Linked DNA regions of Mus musculus: regions 1, 2, 3 and 5 are each linked to region 4. Evidence: chromatin loops called from intact Hi-C (ENCODE). Cell type or tissue: heart. All regions are shown on one strand. Each heading gives the region's core, and the rest is flanking DNA. Links, peaks and the distances in the headings are about the cores only. Region 1 holds the start of Ndufc1 (NADH:ubiquinone oxidoreductase subunit C1). Region 2 has its middle 4.6 kb from the start of n-TPtgg7. Region 3 overlaps Elf2 (E74-like factor 2). Region 4 overlaps Noct (nocturnin). Region 5 has its middle 6.9 kb from the start of n-TPagg5.

Region 1 (6,220 bases), core at 730-5,729, 170 kb before region 4:
TGGCAGTAAGTGCCTTTACTCTGAGTTATCTTTTTGGTTGCACCTTTTTTTCTTTTATAAAATAGGGTTTTACATCTTAGAAACCTAGGCTGACCTGGGACTCACTATGAAGCCCAAACTACCTTCAAAATTGAGGCACTCCTGCCTCAGCTACCCAAGAGCTGGGATTAGATATGAGTTATCTCATTCAGCTGAAGACTTTTTCATTTTAATGAAAAGATTTTAGGAGCTGGAGAGATGGCTCAGCGGTTAAGAGCACTGACTGCATTTCCAGATGTTTTGAGTTCAATTCCCAGCACCCACTTGGTGGCTCACAACCATCTATCATGTGATCTGATGTCCTCTGATGGAGTGCTGGTATACAAGCAGATAGGCCACTAGTACATAAAATAAATCTTAAAGAAAAAAAAAGAACTTAATACTGCTAAAAGTACATAGAAAACTGCTAACACTTATTTTGCTAAGAAAATGGACCTAAACAGCTTTAGGTTTTAGCAAATCACTTTTCTGGGCAAGATTGTATCATCTGTAGGCTAGAGAGATGGCTCAACTGTTAAGAACCCATACCTCCCTAACAGAGACATGAGCTTGGTTCCCAGCACCCACCTGAGTTGTCACACAGCCAGCTATAAGTCCAGCTCCAGAGAAATGGTAGCCACTTCTGGTCCTCAACAGGAGCTTCATTCTTAGACCCTTACCACCACCACATGCACACAAGACTAGAAATCTTTAAAAAGTAAAAAGAACCTATACTTTTTTTAAATGGTCTTTGGACACCAGGTAGTATTAAGAATCCAGAGAAACATAATCTTGATCGATTGCACAACAGAAAAACCAGCTAAGCTGGGCAGTGGTGGCTCACGCCTTTAGTCCCAGCACTCGGGAGGCAGAGGCAGGCAGATTTCTGAGTTCAAGGCCAGCCTGGTCTACAGAGTGAGTTCCAGGACAGCCAGGGCAACACAGAGAAACCCTGTCTGAAAAAAAAAAACAACAAAACCAACCCAAACAAACAGCTAATTGGGGGTAGAAAGATGGCTCAGCAGCTAAAAGCACTGACTGTCCTTCCAGAGGTTCTGAGAGTTCAATTCCCAGCAACCACATGGTGACTCAAAACCATCTCTAATGGGATCCAATGCCCTCTTTTGATGTGTCTGAAGAGAGGGACAGTGTACCCACATACATAAAATAAATAAATCTTAAAAACCAATAGCCAGGCGTGGTGGCGCACGCCTTTAGTCCCAGCACTTGGGAGGCAGAGGCAGGTGGATTTCTGAGTTCGAGGCCAGCCTGGTCTATAAAGTGAGTTCCAGGACAGCCAGGGCTATACAGAGAAACCCTGTCTCAAACAAACAAACAAACAAACAAACAAACAAAAAACCACCCCACCCCACCCCAGCTAGTCATGGTCTGGAGAGATGGCTCAGCAGTTAAGAGTGTGTCTTGCTCTTGCAGAGGACCTGGGTTTTCCTACCACCCAGATCACACCAGACAACTCACAGGGGGATCCAGGACCCTCTTCTGCCCTCCATGGACATGTGTGGGCACTGATGCACTTGACAAGCAGGAGCAAACACACATAAAAATAAATAAAAATCTTTAAACCAGCTGATTAACCAGGGTGAGCAACGCTGCTGACCTTCCAGGCACCTGCACACATGCACATACCACGATGTAAGCCTACGCATAAAAACCAGCTTTTTAGAAAAGTATGTATTTATTTATATGAGTATCCTGTAGCTGTCTTCAGACCCACACAAGAAGAGGGCATCAGATCCCATTACAGATAGTTGCGAGCCACCATGTGGTTGCTGGGAATTGAACTCAGGACCTCTGGAAGAGTGCAGTCAGAGCACCGATGTGCCATCTCTCCAGCCCAACAGTTTTGGTTTTTTATATTTTAAAGAATAGTGACTTGAGGCTGGAGAGATAGCTCAGTGGTTAGAAGCACCAGCTGCTCTTCCAGAAGACCCAGATTCCACTCCCAGCACCCATATGGCAGCTCACAACTGCCTGGAACGCCTGTTCCAGGGAATCTGACACTCTCATGCAGAGATACATACAGTCAAAACAGCAATGTTCTTAAAATAAAAATAAATTATTTAAAAAGAAAACAGTGTCTTGAATAGGCAAACTGGGCATTTAGTACTTTCAGATAACACCTAAACTTCCCAACTATCCTACAAGGATAAGTTTTACGTTATCAATAGACAACTATAGTAGAGATTAAGTAACAACTAAAGAATATATTGTTGAAATGTAGTATACCCAAATGGTACAGAGACATGACCGTTTGAATCTTGTTCTATATAGGCTCCTGGCATTATAGCCAATCCCATTGTTAAGTGAGCTAATGGACTCTAGATCTAGAGTTCTGAGGACCACACACTGGATGCCTCTGCCATCTGAACCAGTCAGATCACTGTCATCTAACATCTATAAAAATTTTTTTTAAAGATTTACTTATTTGTTTTATGTAAGTACACTGTCACTGTCTTCAAATACACCAGAAGAGGGCATGGGATCCCATTACAGAGGGTTGTGAGCCACCATGTGGTTGCTGGAAATTGAACTCAGGACCTCTGGATGGCTAAGCAGTGCTATTAATTGCTTAGCCATCTCTCCAGCCTCCATATATAAGAATTTTATCAGGGCCTGGTGACAAAGGTCTATAATCCCAGCTCCTCAGGAGGCAGGAAGATCAAGTGCATGGGAACCTTAGCGAGACCCTTTCTCAAAAAGTTAAAAAAAAAAACAAAAACAAAAAAAAAAAAACTATGTGGGGCTATGTAGCTCAGTGGTAAGGCACTTGACGGCGATGTAGGATTCCACCCCGATGAATAACAGAACCTACCTCATAGGACTGAGAGGAATCAATGTGATTTTGAGTATAAGTGGATTTTAGGAACTGTTAAGAGCCTTTGCAAATACAAAGTTCCCTTCGTCAACAAGTTTATCTTTGAGCACATCTCTTAGTAGATGCTAATAATCACAGCACATCCTACAGTCACTGTAATGACTCGTGTAAAGCACACGAGTTTTTGGCTGACAAACGAACTCTGTAGTAAACCTGACCAGCACCCTGGAGATGGACAAACTGCTTTCCCAGCCCCAACCCTCTTCGTACCCTTTGTTTTATTCACAGCCCACTAAGTCCGGGTTCTTGGGAACCTTGTACTGAATGAAGGTAGGAGTCTGGCCCACCTGCGAGTCCCAGTTCTGCTGCCAGGGGGCGCTGCGCTCTGCGCCACCAACCGGAGATGCGCGCGCAGGGAGAAGGCGGTGCCAGCTCGGCCAAACGAGCAACCCGAGAAGAGGCGGAGCCTGCGGAACAAGATGGCGCCGTCCGTAGTGCTGCGCTCGTTTTCGCGGCTGCTGGCCCCCGCCCGGCTGCCGAGCTGCTGTGAGTGTCTTTTCAGAGCCCATTCGGCCCTCAGCCTAGCCCTCATCCAACACGAGCCACCCTGGAATCTCCGGAGGAGGAGGAGGTCGCGGTCCAGGCCGACCTGCAGTGACCTTCACTGGCCGCGAGCCGGGTTCTCCACTCATCATTAGCCGTCAGCTTTCCTCCAGGCTAAACCCTGACCTCTGCGAATGGATTTTGAGTCTTTTTGTCCCAGGCTTTTCAATGTCTGGGAGACCCTTCCGGGGCTGCCTCCCAACCTCCCACTCCAGAGCCTATGAGGGCCGACGAGGCTTTAACCCAAGCTTTGAAGGCGCCCTGAGTACCAAGGACGACCTTCTGTCTCTGCTGGTGTCCCCGAACAAATTACTTAGGTTCTTTGAACTATGTTTCCTTGACTCTTTAAATTGGGGACGAACAGATAGAGGACAAATGACAACAAAGCCGTAGTGGAGCGCGCCTGGAATCCCAGCCCGGTGGAAGTGGAGACAGGCAATCAGGAATTCAGGGCCAGCCCGCACTACAAGAACCTCTATCTCAAAAATTACATCACTAGTATATGTTAGATATTCCTCGCAGACATCAATAAAACACATATTCTCTTTCCTTTTTCAGCTTCAACACGGTCGAAGTTCTATGTCCGGGAGCCAGTCAATGCCAAACCTAACTGGTTGGCAGTTGGACTGTCCGTGGGCGCCTCGGTTTTCATGTGGATTTATGTGAGTACCGTACTCACCGAGTCCCCTGGAGCTGAAGTTACAGACATTTCTGAGCTGCTTGTTGTTGGTCCTGGGGACCAAACTTGGGTCCTTTGCAAGCAGTACATGCTCTTAACTGCCAAGCCATCTCTGCGGCTCCAAGTTCATCTACATTTTTGAAAGTTTTTCCTGATGGAAGGCTTAATTGCTGCGGAGATCATTAAGGATTGAAATTAGGTCTTTGATTCCCAAGAATCTTATCATTGCATTAGTCATTGTTCTAGTTACACAGTCTGTCAGACTGTGGTTCTAAGAAAGTAGCTGCTCTCTGACTTCTAATTAACATACACAGAGGTGAGGGTTGGTCATTTAATCACAGTGTGAGGCTTCTAAGGTTGGAAGGACAGCATACTGTATTTAGACATTGCATACACACACACACACACACACACACACACACACAGAGGTACACAAAAGTATAGCATATACTTATCAGCCAGCCTACAACACACTCAACAGCTAGAGTGTCACTTCTTATAATTCCATATGCTTTCCACTGTATCATTCTCAAATTTAATGTCAGGCTGTGGCCAACAAATTATTCCACTAATAATTTTTGAATTTGAATTTCTTACCTTTTTAGTTGTTTTAATCCACCCAATTTCTCTCATGAAACATAAGGATCTCTACTTGGTTTCTTGGTCTTTAAGCTGCTGGAAGCTCACATTTCTAATTTTAACCATTATCTTGTAGCTCATCCAAACACACAATGAAGATGTTTTGGAGTATAAAAGAAGAAATGGATTGGAATAAACTTTGGAAATAATACAGTAAGTACAGTTATAGAGGACATAGATTATGGAAGTTTATCTGTGTGTTTGTGAATGAGGCAGGGTCCCACTCCAAGGACACATGCCTTTTTTAGTTCTAGCACTAGAGGGCTAGAGGGAGGCAGGTCTCTCTGAGGCCATCCTGGTTTAAGTAGTGAGTTCTAGGACATCCAGGGCTAAGTAAAGAGACCCTGCATCAAAAGAGAGACTGAGTCTCACTGCATAGCCTTGAACGCATTATATAGACTAGGATCCACCTGCCTCTGCCTCCGAAGTGCTGAGATTTAAGGAGTGTGCCTGCAGGGTGACACCAGTACTGGATGAGGCCATGCAAACCTGTAATGCGAGTACTGCAGAAACTGTGGCAAGGAGATGCTGAATCTGAGGCTAGCCTGGTCTGCACATCAAGACCCAGTCCCAAACAAAGACAGCAGGGAAATCAACAGTAACCACACCACATTGAGTCACATCTTCTTCACTGGTACTTTACGCTTTGTTTCATAGCACTTGGGACAAGCTGGCATCATTTGCGTGTGCTTCCTAATGTCTGTTTGCTGTTCTTATACTTGAACGTGACTTTCTTCTGTATTAATGTTCACGTTCTCAAACTGTCCTGAATGCCCAGCCATCTTAGGAGTTTAGTATTTGTAGGACAAATGACTGTATAGAGGCAGCGGATTCAGGATTTTTTTTTCTGCGTGGCCATGTTATGATTGTCACTACAGCTAGCATCCACTGAGGAGCTCAGGTAAAACCTAATATGAATGATTTAAGAGAGAAGATTTGTGAGTATGTTTGTGCACGCGTGTGTCACACAAAGCATATATATATCACTTAAAGTATATGCTTTATTTCTGAAAATTATTTGAAAGGAGTTCTTGATAAAGTGAAATCCCTCGTTACAATTAATCGTATCTTCTAGACTGAGGAGTTAGCTCAGTGGTTAAAGCAACGCCACATAAGCCTGAGGACCAGAGCTCAGATGCTCAGGAGGCATAGCATCCACGTGGAATTCCAAAACTCTGGAAGTGGACAGAGGATTCCCAGGATAAGATGGCTAATCATATTAGCCACTGGGGAGCTCTGGGGCCAATCAAGAAACCCTGCCTCAATGAATAAGGGGAAAAGCCATTGATAGACACCCCCAGCATCCGCCTGGGGCCTTCCTGTTGCTGTGCACACATGCAGACATGCACATGCACCACACACAAAATATGTCAGTTTCCATGGGTTACACTGATAAAAATACCTTGTATCTGCTAGATAATAAACATAGTAATCACAACACACAT
Region 2 (6,220 bases), core at 569-5,568, 120 kb before region 4:
CATAAGAGATGGGCAGAGCCGGACACATCAGCGTCCCCCGTGTTGACAGCAGGGACAGATGCTCTGGGCTCAATGGTCAACCAGCCTACTGTCAGGTTCAGTGACAGACCATGTTTCAGAAAAGGAAGTATAGAAACAAACTGTGGAGAGGGGAGATGGTGGCCCATGGCTTTAATCCCAGCACAGAGGCTGGCAGATCTCTGTGAGTTCAAGGCCAGCCTGGTCTCCAAAGTGAGTTCCAAGATGGCCAGGGCTATACAGAGAAACCCTGTCTTAAAACAAACAAAGAAAACTACAAAGATGTGCACACCCCACACCCAGGCCTGTTCCCAAAATAGAAAGGAAGGAAGGAAGAAAGGAAGAAAGGAAGAAAGGAAGAAAGGAAGAAAGAAAGAAAGAAAGAAAGAGAGGAAGAAAGAAAGAGAGGAAGGGAAGAAGGGAGAAAGGGAGGAAGGAAGGAAGGAAGGAAGGAAGGAAGGAAGGAAGGAAGGAAGGGAGAGAGGAAGAAAGAAAGAGAGGAAGGAAGGAAGGGCAGACTGTGGAAGACCCACATGTTCCTCATGGGAGAAGGCACCCATGATACCTGTCTCTGTCTGTCTGTCTGTCTGTCTGTCTGTCTGTCTGTCTGTGTCTCTCTGTATCTTACACACACACACACACACACACACACACACACACACACACACACACCTAAATCAGGACTACTGAGAACTGAAAAGGTATTAAGGTAATCCCAGCATTCAGGAGGCTGAGATAGGAGGACTGAGTTTGAGGCCAGCCTGGCCTATGTAGTGCTCCTTGTTCAATCCTTTATAAGCAAACAAGAGAGGCCTCATTACTATCTTCCTTTTGCAGATGAGAACACTGAGAGAGAACACAGACAATGTGAACACATGTGAGGGCAAGAGATGCCAGCTCACATCTACCGGGTGCCAACACATGCATGAAGTGTATAAAACATGTATTAACTCATTTCACTTTCACTCTAATTGTAAAGGGTGTACCACGGCATGGTGTAGGCCTATGAATCTCAGCACTCAGGAGGTTTACCAGAAATCTAAGGTCAGCCTGAGTGGGCTCCAGGATGAGCGTTCCAGGCTACAGCCAGATCTACAGAATAGAGACAGCGTCACTCACAACAAAAGACAACAGGCACAGACGAGGTTTACACGGGAAGTGCTATGACTTTACGGATTAGCTGACTTCATCCTTCAAACAGGCTTATTACCTTGGCCTCATTATTATTCCCTTTTTGTAGACATAAGTGGAGATGAAAAAAACAAAACAAAACAAAACACAACAGGTGATTAAGTACTTCAGCAAGGTTATATACATCTTAGTAAGCGGTGGTGCTGAGAACTGAACAATTTCGTTTATCATCAGAGTCTACGTCTTAATCACTCTTAAATCTATTTTATGTACTGTAGAATCCCATTATAAATGCTTTTAGAATGCATTGACTCAATTGCATTGCATGCTCTAAGAGGAGAGAGGAACTTTTTTTAAAAAGATTTATTTACTTATTATATGTAAGTACACTGTAGCTGTCCTCAGACACTCCAGAAGAGGGCATCAGATTTCGTTACGGAAGGCTGTGAGCCACCAGGTGGTTGCTGGGATTTGAACTCGGAACCTTCAGAAGAACAATCGGTGCTCTTAACCACTGAGCCATCTCGCCAGCCCCAGGAGAGAAGAATTTAAATGGATCAGCAATCTTATCATATGTCTAAAATTAAAGTGTATTGGCCTTGTGACTCTGCTTTGAAGATTTTTCGGTAAATAGGGCCTCTCCATTCAATCATTATCTGTCTATCTATCTGTCCATCCATCCATCCATCCATCCATCCATCTATCTATCTATCTATCTATCTATCTATCTATCTATCTACCTACCTACCTACCTACATACAGTATGAGTGTATGACTGTTTTCCTTGCACATATGTCTGTGCACCATGTATGTGCCTGATGCCTAAGGAGATCAGAAGAGCATGCTGAATCCTCTGGAACTAGAGTCACAGACAGTTGTGAGCCACCATGTGGGTGCTGGCAACCAACTCAGGTCTCCTGTGAGAGCCGTAAGGGTTCTTAACTGCTAAACCGTCTCTCCAGGCCTCTGGAGTCAGAGCTTTTCTTATGGGCTGTGACTGTGATGCCTTCAATCCTGCAGGAGAGTGTAGGCCAGTAAATGAGTACCTTCTTAAGACATTTGCAGTGGTTGTTTTGAACATAACCCATCCACCCCCACCCCACCCCCAGCTTGCTGACTTTGGAGTCTGAGATTTAAGGCTGCTGATTACAACAATTCCCAACTATGTTAAAATACAGTGTCGGTGGGTAAGCAAAACCCAAAATCTGTGGTGAGTTCAAGGGTTTGAGGGGTGTGTTGGAAACTCAGAAATGCTTTTTTTTTTCTTTCTTTTCTCAAGACAGGGTTTCTCTGTGTAGCCCTGGTTGCCCTGGAACTCACTCTATAGACCAGGCTGGCTTGGAATTCAGAAATCCGCTGCCTCTGCCTCCCGAGTGCTGGGATTAAGGGCATGCACTTTTTTTTTTTTTAAAGATTTGTTTATTTAATAAATGTGAGTACACTGTTGCTCTCATCAGACACGCCAGAAGAGGGCATCAGATCCCATTGCAGATGGTTGTGAGCCACCCTGTGGTTGCTGGGAATGAAACTCAGGACCTCTGGGAGAGCAATCAGTGCTCTGAACCTCTGAGCCATCTCTCCAGCTCCCACAGAAATGCATTGTGGATGTAACATTTGAGTGTTTGATTCTAAAGAACAAGTAGCTCTGACACACAGGACAAGGGAGAAAGGCTGTCCTCTGCAAGGGCAGCTGGGTGGGGAGGTTCGAGATGTGACCAGTGAGGAGCCATTTGTGCCCCAGACTCCATCAGGACAAATCTCGAGGGCTGAAGAGATAGCTCATCTGGTTCAAGTCCCAGCACCCACATGGTGACTTATCACAGTCTGTAACTCTAGTTCCAGGGACTCTGATGTCTTCTTCTGGTCTCCTTGGGTATCAAGCCTACTAGTGGTGCACAGATATACCTGCAGGCAAAAGACCCATATACATAATAATAACAATACTGGTACCAGTAATAATAAAAAGGAAAGCCTTGGGGTATCGTGTAGATACTCTAATTACTACCAGCTCTTTGCTTTCCTATGCTATACTCAACAAATTGTTAAAAAATAAATAAATAGTGATAGCATTCCACTTTAAAAAAATATTATTTTTATGCATGTGTCCAGTACCCAGAGAGACCAGCAGAGGGTGCTGCACTCTCTGGAACTGGAGTTGCAGTTGTAGGTAGCCACACAGATCTGAAGACTGGTGCTGAGCTAAAGAAGCCAGTGCTCTTAACCACAGAGGCATCTCTGCAGCTCAGCAGCAGGCAGAGGCAGGCAGGTTCTCTCTGAGAACGAGGCCAGCCAGTGCCACATAGTGAGACCCTGTCTCAGAAGGAAGGGAGGGAGAGATGGAAAAGTCTTGGAAGTCTATCTGGGAGGGTGGGGCTGATTTGGGCTGTGCATAGAGGTTTTCAGTGCCAGGATCAGTTCTTATTAAGGCATCCTGCTATGGGTGATGGTTCTTGGAAAGAAGCAAAGGTTGACTGACTGACTGGAACTGCAGTAATATGAAGAGGTCGGAATGTTGCAGGTCCAGAACCTAATGACTATTTATCTTAGACTATCTTTAGTTTCTAGATAGACATTTTTAACGCACCTCTGTGATGGACCTAACATCCTGTGACTAACAGATAAAGACCTTGTGGAATGTGTTCATTTAGCAGACACAAAGCTTCTACCAAGCTGAAAGTTAAGAATGCTATCAGGTAGCATCTGGTGTTTACAGCTGAGATCGCTTTGCTGTGCGCACACTTAATGTTTCCACCAAGGTATTTAAAAGGTGTCTTGGGGCTGGAGAGATGGCTCGGCAGTTAAGAGAACTGACTGCTCTTGCAGAGTGTCAGAGTTTGGTTCTAGCATCGCCTCGGGAGGAAACAAAGGTCTCTCTTCTCCATTTCCAGGGGATTCAATACTCTATCCCAAACCCTATGACCTTCTACACTCAGGTAGTACACATAAGTTCAGACAGGCACCCATGAACATAAATCAGAGTTACATAGTCAGGCCAGATGGAGTATCAGTTAAGAACATTTTCTCTTGGAGAGAAAGGAGCTAGATTTGATACCCAGCAACCATGTGGTTCATATCCATTTGTACCTCCATTTAAAGCCATCTTCAGATCTCCATGGGCACCAAAACCAGATGTGGTCCACATGCATACACACAGGCAGAACACACATAAAGTAAAATGAGTAAATCTAATCTAATCTAGAAAAAAATGTTTTAAAAAGTTTTTTTAAAAGTATCTTGATTTCTAACTTGATTTTGCTACTCAAAACTTCTTGAAACTGCTTCTATGTTGAAACACAGAATTTGGGGTAACTTAAATCTGTGTTCCATGTCTATGCTCATTCATATACGGCTGCAGAATACAATGTGTTGGTTTTTTTTTGTTATCACCTTCGAGGTAAGGCTTATGTTTTTGCACTCATGTGGAGGATCATATTTCATCATGTACAGGTGGTCATTTGAGTCTGTCAAGTACCTAGGTTTGTGTTGGTTAGTGTGATGGTTTGTATATTCTTGGACCAGGGAGTGGCATCATCTGGAGGTGTGACCTGGTTGGAATAGGTGTGTCAATGTGGGTGTGGGTTTAAGACTCTCACCCTAGTTGCCTGGAAGTCAGTCTTCCACTAGCAGCCTTTGGATGAAGACATAGAACTCTCAGCTCTGCCTGTGCCATGCCTGCCTGGATACTGCCATGCTCCCACCTTGATAATGGACTGAACCTCTGAACCTGTATGCAGCCCCAATGAAATGTTGTTTTTCTGTAAGACTTGCCTTGGTCATGGTGTCTGTTCACAGCAGTAAAACCCTAACTAAGACAGTTAGAAATAGAAAAGAGTCACCATTTATTAAGAAACAGAAAGCACTCCTGAGAATGGCTGTTGCCTAGTGAGCTAGGGGAAAAGCTGAAACAGCAGCTGGCCAAGAGGACCATGGCACCCCCCCCCCAAACACACACACACACACACACACACACACATACACACATTCAGGGTTGTATGACGTACCCCCCCCACACACACACACACATACACACACACTCAGGGTTGTATGACGTAGGTTTTGTTGAAACGTTCTCTGTCTATGACGCATAGGTACAGAAGGCCTTTCAGTCTCTACTTTCCAGTCACAGGCTCTACTGCAACAGTCTGCAAAAACTCTAATACAGCTGTGAATGAGGTATTTTCAGGTTGGGAAGAATGGGAACCAGCCTGATCAACCAACTCAAGGGAGATATGACAGCACGTCACAGGAGAGTAACCCAGAGAACCCTTGGGGGACAGGTGAGTCTCAAATCAGTAAACGTAAATTTCAGGGCCTCCCAAACTGATGGCTTTAGGGATGGAATAGAGGTGGGCCCTTGAAATCTATCTACTCAAGTGCCAAGTGATTTCACAAACTTTGTAAAGGAAGGCATTTTAACCACGGTGAGTGGAGAGCTCTGTCGACTTACACATTCCTGAAGTCTGTGCAAGAAATTATGCTAGCACAGCTTTTCCCTGTAGGCATAACATGGCCATCCCATTGTCATCCTGGAGTAGAAGAACCGCCTTGCAATCCTGGCAGAGAAATAAGCACATCAAGGGAGACAGGGAAGCCTGGGTCAGTGTTAAGGAGCTCATGACATTCCTTATTTGGGAGAGAGAGGTTCACAAGTCTCTCATCAGGAATTCCAGATGTTACAGCCCCACCCCCTGGCCTCCTACTGGCCTACTGTTCTTCTACCTCCTGCCAGCTGCCAGGAATCTTAGAAGATGCTAGGCTAGGAAGATGAAGGTTAGCAAAAGGATCCTTAGTGATGCAGCTCCCCAGAGGTCACCGTTATGATGATGTGGGACTTTGTCGGTGATGGAATTGTTCTGAGGTCACCCATGAGGTTCTAAGTAAATCCTCCCTCGTGCATTGGGAAGTAATCCCAATGCACTCGTGGGTTACTGAGCTAGACTTTGGTGGAATCATTCATTACCTTGAGCTGTCCTTGGCTCCCTAACTAGTAGGAACAGATATTGACTCAGTCCCAGGAAAAATTAACATCACACACAGACTTTTTTTTTCCCCCTCTTGGAAGGGAGTTTGA
Region 3 (6,220 bases), core at 416-5,415, 51 kb before region 4:
CAGCAATGAAAAACCAAGGTGTTAAACAGTTGCTATGGTTAAATAATAGTATTGGGGAGGCTACAGAGATGGTCGAATGGTTAGCAGCACTTTCCCAGAGGGCCTGAGCTCAGTTGCCAGCATGGTTCCATATCAGGTGGCTCATGGTTGCCTGTAACCCCTGCTCTAGGGGATCTGACGCCCTTGACAGAAATCTACATGCATACAGCGTATACTCACACACACAGGTGAATTAAAAAAAAAAGAATCTGGCCTGTGGTGGCAGCACATGCCTTTATCCCAGCACTTGGCGAGGCAGAGGCAGAGGCAGATGTATCTCTGAGTTCAAGGTCAGCCGGGTCTACAGAACAAGTTCCAGGACAGCCATGGCTACACAGAGAAACCTTTCTTGAAAAACAAACAGACAAACTAACAAAAAACCAAAACAATAACAATGCAAGAATGAAAGAGAAAAAGAGAGGAAGGGAGGAAGGGAGCAAGGGAGGGAGGGCGGGAGGGAGGGAGGGAGGAAGAAAAAGAAAGAAAGAAAGAAAGAAAGAAAGAAAGAAAGAAAGAAAGAAAGAAAGAAAGAAAGGAAAGAAAGAGTCTTTAAATATTTAAAAAATAAAGACTGTGGAGGTAACAGCCCTCGCACCACTCCTGGCAGCCTGGATAATGTCCAGGACTGTGAACTTCCAAACCAACCTGCTAGAAAAGTGTGTTCACCGTCTCTGCTTGGATCTGAGGCTGGTAATGCAGGAGGAAACCCGTGCATGGAACTTTAAACCTCATCAGAAACACATGGCTGGGGAGTTACAGGCCCTAGTAGCAGACTTAGTACTGCTGTTTCAACTGATATTGGCTCAAAGTGCCTTATGAGCATCTAGGCTCACGGCCACGGACAAATGCTCACTTACTCTTTTGTTGTTGTTGTTTTGTTTTGTTTTGGGTTTTTGTTTTTGTTTTTGTTTTTTTGAGACAGGGTTTCTCTGTATAGCCCTGGCTGTCCTGGAACTCACTTTGTAGACCAGGCTGGCCACGAACTCAGAAATCCGCCTGCCTCTGCCTCCCGAGTGCTGGGATTAAAGATGTGCACCACCACGCCCGGCGCTCACTTACTCTTAATGACAGAAGCTCCTCTCTGCTGTGAACTTAGAGCCCACAGCTGCCCTAGGTGCTGAGAATAAAGGATGGATGAGTGTTCAGCCCTAAACAGGACATTTCCATCACCACCTCCAAGGCTCAGAAAACACCTCGGAATGAGAAGTGGGAAGAACGCAAGAGCTGGAAAATAAGGAGAAGGGCTGTGTGCAAATTGCCACCGTGGGCCTGACACAGCGGCTCTGTCTTGAACTCAAGAAGATCAGTTACCTGCCCGAGGAACTCTACAGGACTAGACCTGTCACCAGGCAGCTGTGGATGGGGGATGGCTCTCTACCCTTCCCTGCTGCACTGCTGGATGCTGAAACGTTCTAGGAGGGGCGAGTCTTTGCTTTTAGTTGTGACCCTATCGGTGAGCCCACCGTCTTCCAATGGAAAGTTCCAACCCCAGGATCACACAGATGGCCCTGGATAAATTCAGTGGTTCACAAAATAAAACATCATTAATGTGGGAAAGGCATTTCTAAGGAGGAGGCGGCTTAATAGGAGTGGGAAGGACGTGTAATTAGAATGCAGTGTATATATGTATGAAGTATTGACAGATAAGAGAATACCTGCTGGGAAGTGTAATCAGGGCTGTGAGATGTCAGTGGGTAAAAGCACATGCTGTCAAGTCTGATATCCTGTGTTCATTCCCTGAAACCCTCAGACTCGAGGAGGGGGCTGAGTCCCCTCAGTTGTTCTCTGACCTCCACACATGTGTGGTGGCATGTGCCTGTCTCTCCCCGCAATAAAACATTCAAGGTGTAATCGAAAGAAACATAAAAATTTAGTGACACTCTTCCATGATCATAGCTTCATTTATTCCAAGTAAAGACTGGCAGGTGAAGTCCATCTAAAAATACAGTGAATTCACAGTAACGTTCCAGGGCCATTATGATGTTAGAAGAATTGTTAGTGATGAAATCACTGTGCTTAGACTGAAGGACAAATACCACGCAACAGTTTCAATGGATCCAACACACATTTGTTAAAATGTATCATCTACTGATGATACAGACTTGAAACCTCATAAGGGGTAGTACTAAAAATGTAGAGAAAATTGAGTATGATGGCCCATACTCAATACAGTAAATACCATTTACTTAAAGTAAATATCATTTGTCAGGCAATATCTTTACATGCCATTGTTACTGGAGGTCCTAGCTAATGCAATAATGCAAAGGGAGTTTATTTTGCTGTGATACAACACCTTGACCGGGACCAAAAGCAACTTGTGTAGGAAAGGGCTTATGTCCTCTACAGTACAGGTAATGTCCATCACTGAGGGAAGGCAGGACAAGGACTCAGGCAGGGCAGGGACTGAAGCAGAGCGAGTGCTGCTTGCTTCCTATTGCTTAGCTTGTTTCCTTACAATCCCAGGACCACCCACCCATCGCTGGCACTGCCTGCAACGATCTGGGCCCTCCCACACCAATCACCACAAGAAACTGTCTTACAGGACAGTCTGGTGGGGGCATTTTCTCAGTTGGTCTCTCTTCCTGACCTATGTTAACTTGATGTTAAAACTAGCCAGCACAGGAGGGACAGTCTTGAATGATGAGAATAGACAGGGTTGAGAGTATGTCTCAGCTGTAAACCACTTCCCTTGTATGCACAAAGCTCCTAGTTCAATTGCTAGTACCATGTAGATACAAATGTATCTTTATATGAAACAAATGTCATTCTTTGAAAATGGGTTAGTATTTGAAATCTGAAAGACTATCATTTATACTTTTTTAAAAAAATTTTTTCTCATACATTAAATCCCAACTGCAGTTTTACCTCCCTCCACAACTCCTGGTCCCACCGCCCTCCCGTCCAGATCCACTTCTCTATTTCTCCTGCTATTTTCAAAAAAAGAGCAGGCTTCTCAGCCATCCTCCTTAAAAACAGATAGAGCAGGCCTCCCAGGGATATCAACTGAACATGGCATAACACATTATAGTAAGGCTAGGCACGCACCCCTCCTGTCACGGCTGGACCAGGCAACCCAGCAGGAGGAGAAGGATTCCAAGAGCAGGCTAGAGCCACACCCCCCACTCCCATAAGAACACCAAGCTACACAACCACAACATATTCAGGTCCTCTGAGTAAGTCATGGTTGTGATCTGTCTCAGACCAGTACAGGGTCCATGATTGTTGCCTCAGTCTGTGAGCCCATGTGAGCCCTGCATAGTTGATTCTGCTGCTGGCTGTGTTCTTGTGTTATCAATGCCTCTGGCTCCTGTAGTCCTTCCCCTCCCTCTTCTGCAGGGTCCTCTTGGCTTCGCCTAGTGTTTGGCTGTGGCTCTCTGCATCTGTGTCCATCAGTTGCTGGGTGACATTTCTGACAGTTGAGCTAGGAACTGAGTTCCTCATATCTACCATTAAAGTTGCTATGGAGGTTCATCACACAGAAAAGAAAAAGTATAAGGGTTGCTGTATATAGCAGCAGTAATCATTAAGAAAATGAAATATAATCTCACAGTAAAATCCAAGCCAAATAGAACAATCTCCATTAAGTACCTAGGAATAAATCTGACAGCATAGCATGCGGCCTGTTTACTACAGTAATGTCTCACGCGTTGTAAATCTAAGTAGATCAGAGTTATTTGTTCTTTTAATCTTTAATCTGAAGATACATAAGAGAACTAAGCATGATAAATCTAGTCTTCCTTTTCCAGCATAATGGAACTTTTCCAGTTTCCTTCTTGTCAAAAACCAGGAGGATTTGCTTTTGGCAGAATTTGACAAGCTCCTTTTCAAGGAGAGATCTTTCAGGTCTAGGCCGGTGGTTCCCAACCTGTGGGTAGTGGCACTTTTGGTGAACCTCTATCTCCATAAATATTTACAGTGTGATTCATAACAGTAAAATTACAGCTATGAAGTAGCAACAAAAATAACTTTATGGTTGAGGGTCACCACAACATGAGGAACTGTATTAAAGTGTCACAGCGTTAGAAAGGTTAAGAACCATTGCTCTAGACAATTCTGCAAAGAAGAAGGGCTTGTGTCCTTGTCTTCTGTCCACAGAGAATGATTTCTGGGCAGGAGGAAGGGTGTGGGCTTAGTATACAATGCTCTGCATTTAAACTCCAGAAGGAAAGGAGAGGGAGGAGAGAAGACTGCGGAGCTGGGGAAAATATAAAATACAGGCATGGACGGCGGGTGGGGTGTGCCAACAATCTCAGTGCTTGGGCGGCCACGGCACTTTCAAAGCTAGAGCTAGAGAGTTCCTCTGTCAGAGAGAAGAGAGATGGAGAGATGGCTCAGCAGGTGAGAGCACTGGCTGCCCGTTCTATGGACCAGGGCCCCATCCACATGGTGGTCCTCCACCACTTGTAATTCCAGGGGATCCAGCACCCTCTTCTGGGGTCTGTGGATATCAGGCATGCGTGTGATGTAGACTCACATTCAAGCAAAACACCCATCCAGACACCTAAAATTTAAAAACAAAATAATTAAAGCTTGTTTTCTTAAAAAAGTAAGTCAGGTAACATATATCTTGCAAAATTATTTCCTTCTTGGCCACAGTGATGGAATGTTATCACAAGACCTGTAGAACAGAGCAGAGCCTAGAAGCAGCCCCCATACATACAGAGTCAAGTGTTTAAAACGAAAGAGGGGCTGAGGTGCTTGTGTACACCTTGAATCCCAGCATTCAGGAGGCAGAGGCAGGTGGACAGGGCTCCTCAGAGAAACCCTGTCTTCAAAAACCAAGCCAAGACCAATCCATATATTAAAGTGAGAGAAAGGGAGGAGAAAATGTGAAAAAAAAATTAAAGTGTACTGCGGGGAAATAATTTCGCAAGATACACTGAGAGTCTAGAAACAGAACATGTATGTCCACATCTAGTCATAATAGACATCCATGTGGAAAATAAGGAGTAGAGACGGACTATTTACTAAAGCATATATATATATATATATATACATATATATATATATATATGTGCTCTACATATGTGTATGTTATATAAACACACAGATGCATAAGGATAAATAGAGATTGTACAATTGCAATTGTTTTATGCTTAAGGGATTTATTCCTTATCTTTTGTATATATACTTTGTGTCTAGCTCCTATGTAAACATCCAATTTAATTTGATTAGGGAACTTTTTTATGTTTATACCCAATTATATATCTTTATACCCTGATTAAATGTTATTAGATGTCTTAGATGCAGATGGTTTTTAGTAAGCACTATTGTTAATACGCTTGCACGTTGCTTAGCATACATCTAACCAGTTACTTGAGCTGTGGCCCATGGTCCTTGCGCTAAGGCATGTTTCCCTCTATGGACATGGTCACGGCAGACCTCACTGCAGTTAGAGGGAACCTAACTCATCCATGTTCTTTGGTTTGTCTTCGGAAGGTTTTTCCGTTTTGTACACATATTCATGCATGCTTTATCTTTTTACATTGTCCTTAGGTAGTTTTAGAATAAGATTACACTGGCCTCAAAAAATACAGGCGGCTCTCCCTTACTTTGCCCTGTTTTCAGGAAGAATTGAATGTTAATTAAAATTGATGAGAATTGTGTAGTATCTGAAAAGGTATTCAAGTCTGGAGGGTTTTGAGTAGAGAAGATTTTGGACAATATTTTAAGTTTTTTTTTTTTTTAACAGTTTTCTTGAAGTTTACCATTTCAGCTAAAGCACGTGGATATTTCTAGTGATTCACGGGCCATGTTTATTAGCATAAAGTTTCCTAAAGCATTTTATTGGATAGCGGGTATCAACTCAGTATTCTGACTTTAATATCCAGATATGTATATATTATGACACATACATATGTATAATCAGTACATATTATATTTTATTTTCTCTTACGATGATTCTTGCTGAGCCCAGAATCCCTCTTGGCTTTATGAACTTCCTGTTTGCAGCTGCATTATGTAATTTTTCTTGCTCTTATTGCTTCCTTCCTCTTTTTTTCTCTTTTTTTCCTCTTTCTTTTTTTTTAAACTCAGTTTTTCCATCTTTTTGACTTGAATGCTTAGTTTGTTTTTGTTTTTGTTCTTTTTTGTTTTGTTTTTGCTTTTGAGATAGCATCTCTATATGTAGCCCCGGCTGTCCTGGAGCTCACTGTGTAGACCAGGTTGGCCTTGAACTCAC
Region 4 (6,220 bases), core at 861-5,860:
TAGTGAGACCCTATCTCAGTAAAATTAATCAAGCCAGGGACTACAACTCGGTGATGGGAAATATGTCTAGCACACCATGTCCAAAGCCCTAGGTTCTGGCCCAGTACAACAAACAACTCAACTGAGAGGGAAAGTCTTACACGGTAGCCCATACCTGCCGGCACCAAGTTCCCAAAGGCTGCTGTTACAGGTATGTGCCACCTTGTTCAGCTAAAAATTAAACTTGTAAGAAAAGTGCAGGAGAAAATCTTGTCTGTGAGTTAGGCAAAGAGTTCTTAAACACAATACTAAAAAAGCATAACAAAGTACTTGGAGCCCTAAGAACCTATGGACAGTGCAAATTTAAAATGGCATTGCTACTTTGAAAAGTTTATTATTTTAAAAAGTGAAAATCAGGTTAGCACAGTAATTTTACCTTCAATTCAAGAGAAATGAAGACTCCAAGATTAAAAGGAATATCTCAGAATTATCACCTGAATACAGGGTAAGTATGTCACAGGCTGTCACAGGCTGCTATGAAATACAGACTATAGTGTTTACAGAACACAGGGCCTTGTCATGCTAAGCCCGTGTCCTACCACTGAGCTATCCCCCCAAGGTACAAGAAGGGCTGACAAGCAGACAGATGGCGTTGCTTTCATTTCAACTGAAAAGCACACCCTGCCATTGTCTCCTTTGGACTCTAAGTACGGTCTCAGCCATGCGCTATGTGGTTCTGGAAGGATAAAGGATATTCAAAAGTGAACAACAGCCTTACATCTTCCCTGGCTCACCATGAAAGGAAAACGCCTTCAACAGCCTAGTGAAGAAACATCCTAACTGGAAGGCGCCTGTTGCAGAGAGCGCAGCCCTGCAGCACCACCTTGCAATGCTAACACCTAAGCACAGCGCACCATAGAGCAGGCTAGCCCGAAACCCGCCTGACATCACAGACCCATGGTTCGCCAGCCTGGCTCACTGTTCAATCATGGGGAGCGTCAAAATTATACCCGGCTGCTAAGCCTAGCACTCCTGATAGAACCCGAGGGTGTGGACCACCTAAAACTTCACAATACTCTACAAGCAAGGCTGAGATTCACCAACATGCAAATCCTAAAGAAATCCTGCCCTTTCTCCTACCTTCTCAACTAGCTAGCAACCAATTTTACAAATACGTATTTCTAACAGCTGTTATTACATTATCTAGTTTACACTACCATCTAACTACATCTTATATGCTATATCTCAGATTTTTATAAGTTCAGGATTATTATAAAGATAAAAAATGACTCAGATCTAAACATTGCCTAAATTTTTTTGTTTTGTGTTTTGTCCTAGTTAGGGTTTCTATTGCTGTGACTAAAAAGCAAGTTGTGGAGGAAAGGGTTTATTCAGTGTACTGGCTAGTTTTGTGTCAACTTGACACAGCTGGAGTTATCACAGAGAAAGGAACTTCAGTTGAGGAAATGCCTCCATGAGATCCAACTGTAAGGCATTTTCTCAATTAGTGATCAAGGGGGAAAGGCCCCTTGTGGGTGGGACCATCTCTGGGCTGGTAGTCTTGGTTCTATAAGAGAGCAGGCTGAGCAAGCCAGGGGAAGCAAGCCAGTAAAGAACATCTCTCCATGGCCTCTGCATCAGCTCCTGCTTCCTGACCTGCTTGAGTTCCAGTCCTGACTTCCTTTGGTGATGAACAGCAATGTGGAAGAGTAAGCTGAATAAACCCTTTGCTTCCCAACTTGCTTCTTGGTCATGATGTTTGTGCAGGAATAGAAATCCTAAGACATTCAGCTTGCATTTCCATATCAGTCTTATTGGTAGGAGGTCACGATAGCAACTTAAACATGGCGTGAATCTGGAGGCAGGAGCTGGTGCAGAGATCACGGAAGGTCACATCCTGCTTACTGGCCTGCTTCTTATAGAGCCCAGGAGTGGTACCACCCACCATGGGCTGGGCCCTCTCCCATGGATCACTAGTTGAGAAAATGCCTTCCAGCGGGGTCTCATGGAGGCATCTTCTTAACTGAGGCTCCTTCCTCTCGGATGGCTTTAGCTAGTGTCCAGGTGATACACAAACCAGCCAGTACACATTTCAGGGGCTGGGGAACGGCAGGGAGGCAGGTGGATGGCAGTCACCTGTCCTGTCTTGAGGCATCATCTTATTACTGTCCCTCAGAAGACCTGGCAGTCAGCAGTGCCATAAGGCCAACAGCAACCCATTTTGTCTCAAAGAAATTCAGAGAATTTGGGTTTTGTTGACAGGATTTCTTCGTGGAGCCTTGGGTACCCTAGAACTAGCTCTATAGACGCCAGGCTGGCCTCAAACTCAGAGCTCCCCAGCCTTTCGCTGCCTCCAGAGTGCTGAGATGAGAGGCACGGACCACCTTCTCCTCCTAAAGAATTTAATGTAAAGAGTGCTTCAAGTTCAAGGCCGACCTGGTCTTTACAGTTTCAGGCCAGCTGGGGTTACACAGCTAGACCCAGTCTCCCATCGCCCCACACTACATTAAATAAAAGACCATATCTAGCTTTATCTAGACCTCTCTCTTCAGAGCTAGAGACTAAACCCAGGGTCTTATATTTGCTAGGTAAGTGTTGGACTGAGCGGTCACAGCTCCTGGCTGGGAGTGTGACTTTAAATAAGGCAGCTTTATATTTCTAACTAGATCAGTGGAGGCAGCCTCATAGCTGAGATCCACACTGGTGCTGCCTAGTTCCCGAACTGTCCTAGCGCAATCAGAAGCAGCAGCTCCTCACCACACTCTCTTCAGTTATCCAGCAACTACTCCTCGCCAACTCTCTTGTTATACAACACAATCCAGCTGACGTAATAAGCAAAATCCAGGAACGTCTTAGGCACGCACCTAAGGAGATTTGGAAGCTGATCAACCTTAGACCTAGGGAAACCTGGAACAATGAAGTGCACACCAACACGGCATGACAAGGACCAGCAGCCCAATGCTGCCATCTGCTGGCCATGCACTCAACTCCCTCTAAAGGTTAAGATGAGCTTATTCAGTGGTTTTACTGGTGTGGGGTCCTGAATAAATGTGGCCACCTGCAGGGCAAGTAAGTGAAAGTTCACACAAAATGACAGGGGACAGGCGGATGTTAACTAGACTGCATACTTCGCATACTTTGAAGGAATCAAATGTTCAAGCACCCGCCTCTAGGTCTAGCTTCTAGCTTTTTTTTTTCTTTACCGGACATACTTTTATAACTTTAGTTGTCCTTGGATATTTGAGCCATTTCTCCTTTCACATCCCAAGTGCTGGGATTAGCAGTGTGTACCACCGTATCCTGGGTGAGGGCAGGGACAGTGCACCGTGCATAGTGCTTTAGAAAATGCTAACTGGGCTGGAGACATATGGTGGTACAGCACTTACCCATAATGGCAAAATAAATACATTTTTATCAGCAAAGCCCATGGTGTTTGGCGGGCTGCCCTGGGTTTAACTTTACTCATGAGGACATAGTTCCGCAAGTTTCAATGCTATGTAGACCAGTGGTGAAGTGCTTGCACAGTGTGGGCAGGACCCAGAGTTCAATCTCTAGCACTATGCTTACATCAGTTACAGCTCTGTGAGACTGAACAGATGTACCTAGCCTGTCTGAATGATTCGCGGCTCTCTAACATTTAAAGAGCAAGCAGGCTGTTACAATGTCAAACTATGTGTTCCCATTACTCTCCCAGCGATCCCCAAGTCCACATGTGGATACTGATGTTAGGAGACTGTAGCTGGGGCCCTGAAGAAAGCTACCTGCACCCTGGACTGCTGAGCCACAGCAGCGCCTCCAGCAACAGGGAGAGGCCAGGCACACACAGCAGCCCAGACTTTGTGCCAGGAATCATCAGAGGTCAAGTTTCACCTCCTCCACCTGCCGACGTCACTGCCGTCAAGGCACACACACTGGTACAGCACAGACTGTACAAAGCAGTGTCATGACCCAAGTGGCATTTCCAGAGATAGACAGTGAAGGTCATGACTCTCCATCTAATGTGTCTAAAAATACAAACACCTAGACACAGTGCCATAGTCCATGAAGAGCAGGCAGAAAGTCAGAGGCGAGGCAAGACAGCCAGGGCATGTTCCAGAAGAGGCTGAGCCATATTTTCAGTCATGACAGCCCTATTAGAAAATATCTCTCAAGAAATCTTTTACGGGTGGGTAGGGGAGTGGGGGTGGGTGGGTATGGGGGACTTTTGGTATAGCATTGGAAATGTAAATGAGCTAAATACCTAATAAAAAATGAAAAAAAAAAGAAATCTTTTACACACACTCTCTCAAAAACAAACAAATTAAGACTAACTTTAACATGTTTGCTGTGCAATTGCTTATCACCCGGCCAACTGCTTCCCTAAGCTGGGTTCTAGAACAATGCTCTCAAGAGATACATGGAAAAGCCCAGCACAAGCAGTCTGGTGCCATCACATCCCTGAATTAATAAGACCCGAGTTGCTTTAAAAATGACCTGTTCTTACAGCTGTGAAAAGGCTCAAAGGAATAGTCTGCTGACAACAGAGTTCTCTAGAACAGGGTCCACAACTATGGTCCAGATCTACTGGTCCCCTGCCCGGCCTTGTGCGGTTGCTAATCTATGAAACACCATTAGTTTCTTCTATATTGATAAGTTGTTGAGAACAATATTCCAGGACACGTGAAAAAAAAAAACCCTCAAATTTCAATGTCCATAAAAAGTACATATATTGCATACCACCTGTGGATAACACACCTGCAACTGCAGGGGTTAGACATGGGCCAAAGCCTAAACATTCACTAGGAGGCTCTTCAGAGACAGTCTGCCAATTCATGTTTTAACCTTTATTAAAATGAAACTGTCCCTGGGAATGGTGGTTTAATCTTTAATCTCAGCACCGGGAAGGCAGATGCAGGTGGATCTCTGTGAATCCAAGGCTGGGCTTGTCCATCTGGTAAGCTCCAGGCCAGACAGGGCTGCTTGGTTAACACAGAGCTGGTCTTAGAGACCTTAAGATAGACCTCTAAGTCTGTCTCCTTACCTGCTTTCACCCACGGCTCCTGGAGAGTTTGCACATATGATGAAATCAACCAAGTTTTCTGTCACTTATAAAACAAGGAAAGACAATTTCTCATACAGGAATTTCCAGAACCTTCTGCGGGTGGTAACACATGGCTGTAGTCACTTGGGAGGGAAGCCAGGATGACAAGGGGTTCAAGGTCAACCTTTACTACATAGTGAGTCTGAAGACAGCCTAGGTAGGCTACATAGTAAATTCCACTGGGCTATTTGATGAGACCTGTCACAAACAATAAAACACAACTAAAGTACAGTTGTAAATTACTTTTAAAAATGGAAACTGGTTATTTATCTGGCATACCATAAGTCACTCTGTCTGCTGGTTCAAGACAGCAAAATGGAACATACTAAGATCTTTTGAGAATAAAGCACCTACATTCCAAAAAACTTAGGGCCGGAGAGATGTCTCTGTGGTTAAGAGTAGTTACTGCTCTCACAGAGGACCTGGGTTTGGCCCCTAGCACACAAGGCCGTGACTCACAGGCACCTGTAACTCCAGTGCCACAAGGTCAGACACTTGACTTCCTAGGATGCCAGGTACACCTGTGTTACACATACATACATACACACACAAACAGGCAAAACATTCCTATACATAAATAAAACTAAAAAAAAAAAAAAACCATAAAGAATTAGTCAGAAAGCCACAAGTTATGCCATCAATAGGGCAAATTCTTGGCAGCCATGTTGGGTTTCTTACAACCTCCAGCTCCCTGTGATCCTCTAGCCTCTTATAACCTCCCCAGCAACCTACACATAAGCAAACAAACTACGTAAAAAGGAGATTTTAAACAGCTGCACTAGTTTCAGCCTGCCCTTCTCACTGCCTGCAGGACAGAATCAGATAAAGCTCTATAAAGAAAGTGAGTACACAACTTAGGCCTGGAGAGGTCTGTCCCCAGAGTGAGGCAGGCCAGATCAGGAGCAGACGATGAACAAACTCCCTGGGCATGTTTACGTAGATTTCCCCCCTTTGGTTCACTTTGGTTGTTGTTGTTTTTGAGGCAGGACCTCATTGTGCAGTCCAGGCAGGCTTCAAACTTGAAATCCTCTGGCATCAACCTCTAGAGGGAGGGTGGGCTGGCATTACCAGCTTGTGCTATCTTGCTATTTTTCCAGGGTATTTCTGAGCAGGGAAAGAGAGCACAGAAGACAGGCAGCCTTCCTTACCTTTGGCAAAGAA
Region 5 (6,220 bases), core at 859-5,858, 130 kb before region 4:
ATAATCACACTGGGACCAACTTCGGGAGACAGATCCACTTTACTTTGGGTGACTCATGGCTCATAAAGTTTTGGGGGACTGAGGGTAGGAACAACCAGGATGGGCAAAAGTCATTGGCTGAGGGCTTATTGTACCGAAATGTTTCATTAGCATGGGGAAGCATTTCAGGAATCTCAGGTGCTAGCTGAATATGTTCTTATTAGAAGAAAGGAAATTGATTATGTAATCTAACTGAGGTTATGTGATATTCCTTAGGTTTTGTGTGTGTGTGTGTGTGTGTTCTCGCACTTAGAATTTCTCAGACAAGATCAGAGAAGAAGCGCTGCTAACGAAGGGAGTCTTTCATTACACACTGAGCCTCAGAAGGTTATCTAGTTAATGGTGGAGTTCAACCTTAATTTGCAGAGTTTTCCCACAGTAATATATGTGTGTAAACACAAAATACAACGGTGAGTGTAAATATAAGTTAGAAGACAATTTGACAGGCACATCACATCTGTTTAATGCAACAGTAGCAGGAGTCCCTTTACTGGAGCCTATAGCATATGTAGCCACACGTTTTTGCTCTCATACACAGTATGAAGTTCCCTCCTTTGGAAGAGTCTTAAGTTAAATCAGAGAGCATTTGGTTCCAACCACAATAGTCACAGCACTAATGAATCAGTGGGCTTATCCTGCTTAGAGTGTTGGATGGTTTCATGTCAACACAGAGAGATTCTCCATTGAGAAAATGTCTTTGTAAGATCTGCCTATACACAAACCTATAGAATATTTTGTTAATCAGTGATTGCTGTGGGAAGGCCCAGTCTATTGTGGGTGGTGCCACCCCTGGCACATGGTCCTGGGGGTGTATAAGAGAGCAGGCTGAACAAGCCATGAGAAGCAAGACAGTAAGCAACACCTGACTTTCCTGGATGGACTACAAGCTGTCTGATGAAATAAACCCTTTCCTTCCAGGTCCTTTTTGGTCATGATGTTTTATCATAGTGGTATAGAAACCCTAAATAAGACAGTAGTGTAGCACACAGGGTCCATTGTTGAGCTGGACTGTCAACAACCAGCTTTGCTCCGCAGCCAGTGCCCTGCAGGACTAGGAAATCAATCAGGGGAGAAGAAGCCTCCAGCTCAGACTCATGGATTTCTCCACACTCTGCTGCCAAAGCAGGTACTGTCTTTTGCAATGGGAACTTAACATCTAGTTCTGGCATACAACCAACATCAGCGCCAATAATCTCTGCAGCATGTAGAGCCTCGGGGGCCAACAACTCACAGAAGCAATTCACTTCTGATACGGGATTTTCCATCCAATAGCCTTATAGCTTCTGGGTGTGCCTTCTTTTAGAAACTACTTTTGTCTAGGGGTGGTGAGATGATCCAACAGTTAGGAGAGCACTCTGATCTTGTGTACCTTTCATCCTAGCATTGGAGAGGCAGAGATGGGCAGAATTCCAGTTCAAAGCTAGCCTAGTCTACCTAGCCAGTTCCAGGCCACCCAGGGTTACATAGTAAGACCCTGCTCCTCATCACAAAAAAAGACATTAGGTGGCTATAGTGGGGTTCATGCCTTTAATCCTAGCATCCAGGTGGCAAGGGCAAATGAATCTCTGTAAGTTTGAAGCCAACCTGGTTTATAAAGAGAATTTCAGGCTAGCCAGGACTATATAGTGAGATCTTGTCTTTAAAAAAAAAAAAGTACATTTCTTTATTTTTATTTTTTTGCTTGTTCATGAGGGTAGAGATCAGAGGACAACCTGTAAGAGAGAATTCTTTCCTTCCATAATATGGATCCTCGGGTTGGGGGAGAAACTCAGGTCATCGGGCTTAGTGACAAGGTTCTAACCTACAGAACCATCTCTCCAGCCCTGAGGGGTACACTTTTCCTCTGCTGCAGCATACCTTTGCTCAAATTCTAATCGTTGGGGTTTTGTAAATATTTCTTTATTAATGTGTGTGCGTGTGTGTGCGCGCACATGCTAAGTGTATGTATGAATACCATGTGCATTCGGTGTCTGCATTGGGCCCATTGAACTGGAGTTACAAGCAGTTGTGAGCTGCATGAGGTTGGTCTTGTGAAGTGACCCAAGTCCTAGCAAATGCCCTTAATTGCTGAGCCATCTGTTCAGCACCCTATATTTCCATTTTAATAACCCCATAATTATTTCAGTCAATACAGCCTGTGTATAGTTGTAAAATGAATGGAAGTACAATTAGTCCTGGTCCCTTTAGCCCTGTGACTGTGAAGCGAGTGCCCCAATCATTATCAGTTCTCCGTGCCTGTGGGTACCGCTGAGTTGGATAAGACCCAGTGTGCTTCACTCATGGATTGCTGCACAACACATTAACTGATTAAAAGTTTTCTGTTACAGGATATCTGAGCTGGTTTCTAGTTAGGTTGTGGCTCAACCCTTAGCACACACCTTTAATCCCTCTGGCTGGAATATAAACACATCCATAGCTCTCAGCTTTAATCCAAACAATGAAGGTAAAGTTCGTCTGTAGAAGGAAACACCCATGTTTGAAAGTGATGTCTAATTGAGTGGCAGAAAAAGTGACGAATCAGAGAAAGATCTGACAGATAGGATACTCCCAACTCTCACAAGGAGAGAGGAAGAGGAGCATTCAGCACAGGAATACAGTAGCGTTCCTAGAGAGTGGTACAGTAGAGTTGAGAAGGAGAGTGGAGCAGCCTAGAGCGAGAGAAAGAGGAAGGAGGCAGTTTGTGGTGGTTTGAATACGCTTGGTCCAGGGAGTGACACTATTAAGAGATGTGGACTTTTTGGAGTAGGTGTGGCCTTGTTGAAGGAAGTGAGTCACTGTGGGGTAGGCTTTGAGACCATCCTCCTAGCTGCCTGGAGGCCAGTCTCCCCTGGTTGCCTTCTGGTCAAGATGCAGAACTCTCAGCTCCTTCTCTAGCACCATGCCTTCCTGCATGCTGCCGTAGTTCCTGCTATGATGATAGTGGACTGGACCTCTGAACCTGTAAGCCGGCCCCAATTAAATGTTTGCTTTTATAAGACTCGCCTTGGTCATGGTGTCTATTCACAGCAATGGAAACTCTAACTAAGACACAGTTTTACCAGGACAGTTGTACAGAGACAGGTAAAGACAGAGTGAGCCAGAAAATGAGAAGAAGCCATATTAGAACATTGCTACTGTTAGTTTGAGGCACAGCAGAGCAATTCAGAGACTGAGAGAGAAGACAGCTTGGAGAGAGAGGAGTTTGAGTCAGAAGAGCTAGATTGAACCAACCAGCCAGAGTTCAGAAGGAAGAAGAAAGGGTGTGCTTAGCCAGCAGCAAGTTTCGGAGGCTGAAAACATCCTAGGCCTACATAATATTGTATGGAGGGTAGAGGCTTCCAAGACTAGGCCCAGGTTAGCAGACTGGGGCATTAAGGCTTGGAGACAATGGACTTGCGGCAGTGTCCACACAGGTGAGCACCGACTTGTATCCTTACTGACATATACGGACCCTGTATAGTCTCTCCGTGTCTTAATTTGGAACATGCCTCACATTTATTGTTACCATGCAGAATAGCAGACTATTTCATGGGAATGTTGGTAGCTCTAGCTACTTTCCAGTGTGTGCCAAATCACTGTGGCCAGACTGTAGATAAGAGCCTCCAGTGATCTCTGGAGGCAGATGGCTTGTAGCTTGGTAAGGGCATCTGCTTCCCGATTTTCAAACCTCAACCAGCTATGGGCTGCCAGCCACATAGAAAACCACTGATTCCTGTTGAACTCTGTTACATATGTCCTCCAAGATCTGCTGCCCCACAGTGGTGGAAAGAGCATCCACCTGGTTCTTTTCCCATTGGGCCAGCCATAAAGTCAGACCTCCGAATACAGCCCCGCTACTGTCCATATGGATTGTCACAGGGTAAATCTCACTACCAGTGAAACTGGTACTTTCCACTCTGCTGTCTCTTATCTCAGTCCGCTGGCTACGCTTTCTCGCTTTCTTGCTTCCTTTCTCCAGCCACACGGTGTCAGTGTTCATTTGCATTTCGACCGCCACCCAGTCCCGTTTGGTGTCCTCCCCTTCTGCAGACAGATGGTGTCCCTCTTAGCACTTTATCTCTCCTAGCGCTTGGTTCACTTACCCGGGGGCGGCTTAGAAGCTTGAAAGAACACTGGTGCCAACACAGCCTGCACGGCCTTGGCGACGGGACTTGCAAACACCGCACCACATTGCTGTAAAAAGTGCGAGCCGCCTCTGGCAAGTTTGATTTCGCGCTACCGGAGAAAGAGACGTGGCCTTTATTTGGATATGCAGCTTTCGCTGTCACTGGGATGCTGGGCCCTTCCTGTTGGAATGCTCCACGTTCATCCAGCAGTTGCTGTTTTAGTACTGTGCGCCAGCTTCCTTCCCTTTCCATGGCTAGGACCCAAACGCTATTAGAACTGTTTGCTCAAGCTGTTTTTTTCCATAGTCCCCCGAACATCTGGTGACTTCTAACACAAAGGGACACGGCCATTAAGGTTATCTTGCAAGGACCTTAGCTTACTCAGGAGCCTCTTGAGCCATCTATCTATTTTAGCACTTACAGCACGTGGTACATTTTTACTAAGTTGTTGGGTGTGATATTGATACCCCTCTTACTGGAGTATAAGATCTAGAATTTCACAGAGGAGCTCGCCCTTGCCTTTTGTGGACTGACTGCCCATCCTGCTTCCCTGAGGTGCACACCGCGAAGTCTTTCAGAGACGTGTTGTGAAACTTTTTCACTTAGGGGAGAGAGCAGGAGGAGAAAGCAAGGTCTCCAGCCACCTTCCCTTGACAAATAGACAGTGTGGCAGGTAATTTTGCATGAGTGGTAGAGACTCCTTTGAATTTAAATAACCCCTGGGGATTCAGCAACTCAGAGAATACAAAAAGACGGAGGAGAAAAGAAGGTAGAAGAAGGAAAAGAAGGAAGAGGAGGAGAAAGAAGGAAAAGAAGAAGGAAGAGGAGGAAGTAGAAGGAGGAAGAGGAGGAGGAGGAAGAAGAAGGTAGAAGAAGGAAAAGAAGGAAGAGGAGGAGGAAGAAGGAAAAGAAGAAGGAAGAGGAGGAAGTAGAAGGAGGAAGAGGAGGAGGAGGAAGAAGGTAGAAGAAGGAAAAGAAGGAAGAGGAGGAGGAAGAAGGAAAAGAAGAAGGAAGAGAAGGAAGTAGAAGGAGGAAGAGGAGGAGGAGGAAGAAGAAAGAAAAGAGAAAGAAGGAAAATAGGTGTGTTCGCAAGTTCCAACACCACATGGAGAGATGCCATTACTTGTATCTGTTGTTCTGGCATAAGAGCCGTGCTGGGCACAGTGGCATAGACATGGTAACTACCTTACTTAGTAGTGCTGGCCACAGCGGTGTAGATGGGGTCGACCTTACTTAGCTCTCTTCATCTGAAGTCTTTTATAGGAGCTGTCTGGCATCTTCACAGGCCACACACCAAGCTGAAGAAAGAAAGGCCTTCGGGTTGAGCAAATAACCTCTAATCTTTCTAGCTCCTTTAAAGTTGCTGTAATTTCAGCATAGACTTCCAGGTAGTCAGTACAATTTGATATTTATAGGTCGACTCAGAGCCGGAACTTTCTAGGTTCCCAGGGGGCCACTCACAAACGGCGGTCTTGACATTTTGCACTCTCAGGTGAAATTCTGCAATGGCGGCGTGCAGGGTGAGCACCAGCAGTGTGTCCACCCCCAGTAGATTCTCCTGCTGAGAAGAAGTTCACTCAGGGTTTACCCTTGGAGAGAGACAATTGCTATCACTGCGACTTACTGTGTAAACTTATGCCAACTTGACACACAGGATAGAGTTATCTGAAGGAGGGAAATGAGAAAAATGCCTCCATATGACCCAGATGTAAGCTATTCTCTCTCTCTCTCTCTCTCTCTCTCTCTCTCTCTCTCTCTCTCTCTCTCTTTCTCTCTTTCTCTCTCTCGGTTTTTTAAGACAGGGTTTCTCTGTATAGCCCTGGCTGTCCTGGAACTCACTCTGTAGACCAGGCTGGCCTCGAACTCAGAAATCTGCCTGCCTCTGCCTCCCGAGTGCTGGGATTAAAGGTGTGTGCCACCACGCCCGGCTCTCTCTCTCTTTTTTAATGATGTATTTATTTTATGTATATAGGTACACCATTGCTCTCTTCAGACACACCAGAAGAGGACATCAGACCCCATTGCAGATGGTTGTGACCCACCACATGGTTGCTGGGAATTGAACTTAGGACCTCTGGAAGAGCAAGCAGTCAGTG

The links. Peaks named below come from ENCODE experiments on the same cell type or tissue, not always from the same donor. Only the 100,000 strongest peaks of a DNase experiment are listed, where the experiment ranks them.
Region 1: a loop joins it to region 4, with 3 times the contacts of the local background. A loop is called at or near these places in 6 of 42 quality-filtered maps.
Region 2: it touches region 4 in a loop (7-fold over the local background); 33 of 42 quality-filtered maps call a loop at or near these places.
Region 3: it touches region 4 in a loop (2.8-fold over the local background); 14 of 42 quality-filtered maps call a loop at or near these places.
Region 5: it touches region 4 in a loop (8-fold over the local background); 33 of 42 quality-filtered maps call a loop at or near these places.

The regions. Positions count from the first base shown.
Region 1 is chr3:51,406,044-51,412,263 of GRCm38, reverse strand. Ndufc1 (NADH:ubiquinone oxidoreductase subunit C1) reads left to right here and starts at 3,309. Exons shown (of 4, transcript NM_025523.1): 1 at 3,309-3,400; 2 at 4,016-4,119; 3 at 4,852-4,928. The coding sequence starts at 3,334. The coding sequence ends at 4,911. In heart, for the core only: no CTCF peak of the experiment used is centred there; a DNase peak (open chromatin) is centred at 3,323; H3K4me3 peaks cover 1,712 bases; H3K27ac peaks cover 1,399 bases.
Region 2 is chr3:51,350,620-51,356,839 of GRCm38, reverse strand. No RefSeq gene overlaps it. Among named protein-coding and RNA genes, the nearest start is that of n-TPtgg7, 4.6 kb to the left of the region's middle. In heart, for the core only: a CTCF peak has its summit at 3,257 (motif pointing right); no DNase peak of the experiment used is centred there.
Region 3 is chr3:51,281,688-51,287,907 of GRCm38, reverse strand. All of the region lies in intron 4 of Elf2 (E74-like factor 2), which reads left to right. Among named protein-coding and RNA genes, the nearest start is that of 4930577N17Rik, 8.0 kb to the right of the region's middle. In heart, for the core only: no CTCF peak of the experiment used is centred there; a DNase peak (open chromatin) is centred at 3,327; H3K27ac peaks cover 283 bases.
Region 4 is chr3:51,231,341-51,237,560 of GRCm38, reverse strand. All of the region lies in intron 1 of Noct (nocturnin), which reads right to left. Among named protein-coding and RNA genes, the nearest start is that of Noct, 10 kb to the right of the region's middle. In heart, for the core only: a CTCF peak has its summit at 2,959 (motif pointing left); DNase peaks (open chromatin) are centred at 2,950 and 3,890; H3K4me3 peaks cover 554 bases; H3K27ac peaks cover 4,042 bases.
Region 5 is chr3:51,363,202-51,369,421 of GRCm38, reverse strand. No RefSeq gene overlaps it. Among named protein-coding and RNA genes, the nearest start is that of n-TPagg5, 6.9 kb to the right of the region's middle. In heart, for the core only: CTCF peaks have their summits at 3,752 and 3,951; DNase peaks (open chromatin) are centred at 4,011 and 4,341; H3K4me3 peaks cover 1,105 bases; H3K27ac peaks cover 634 bases.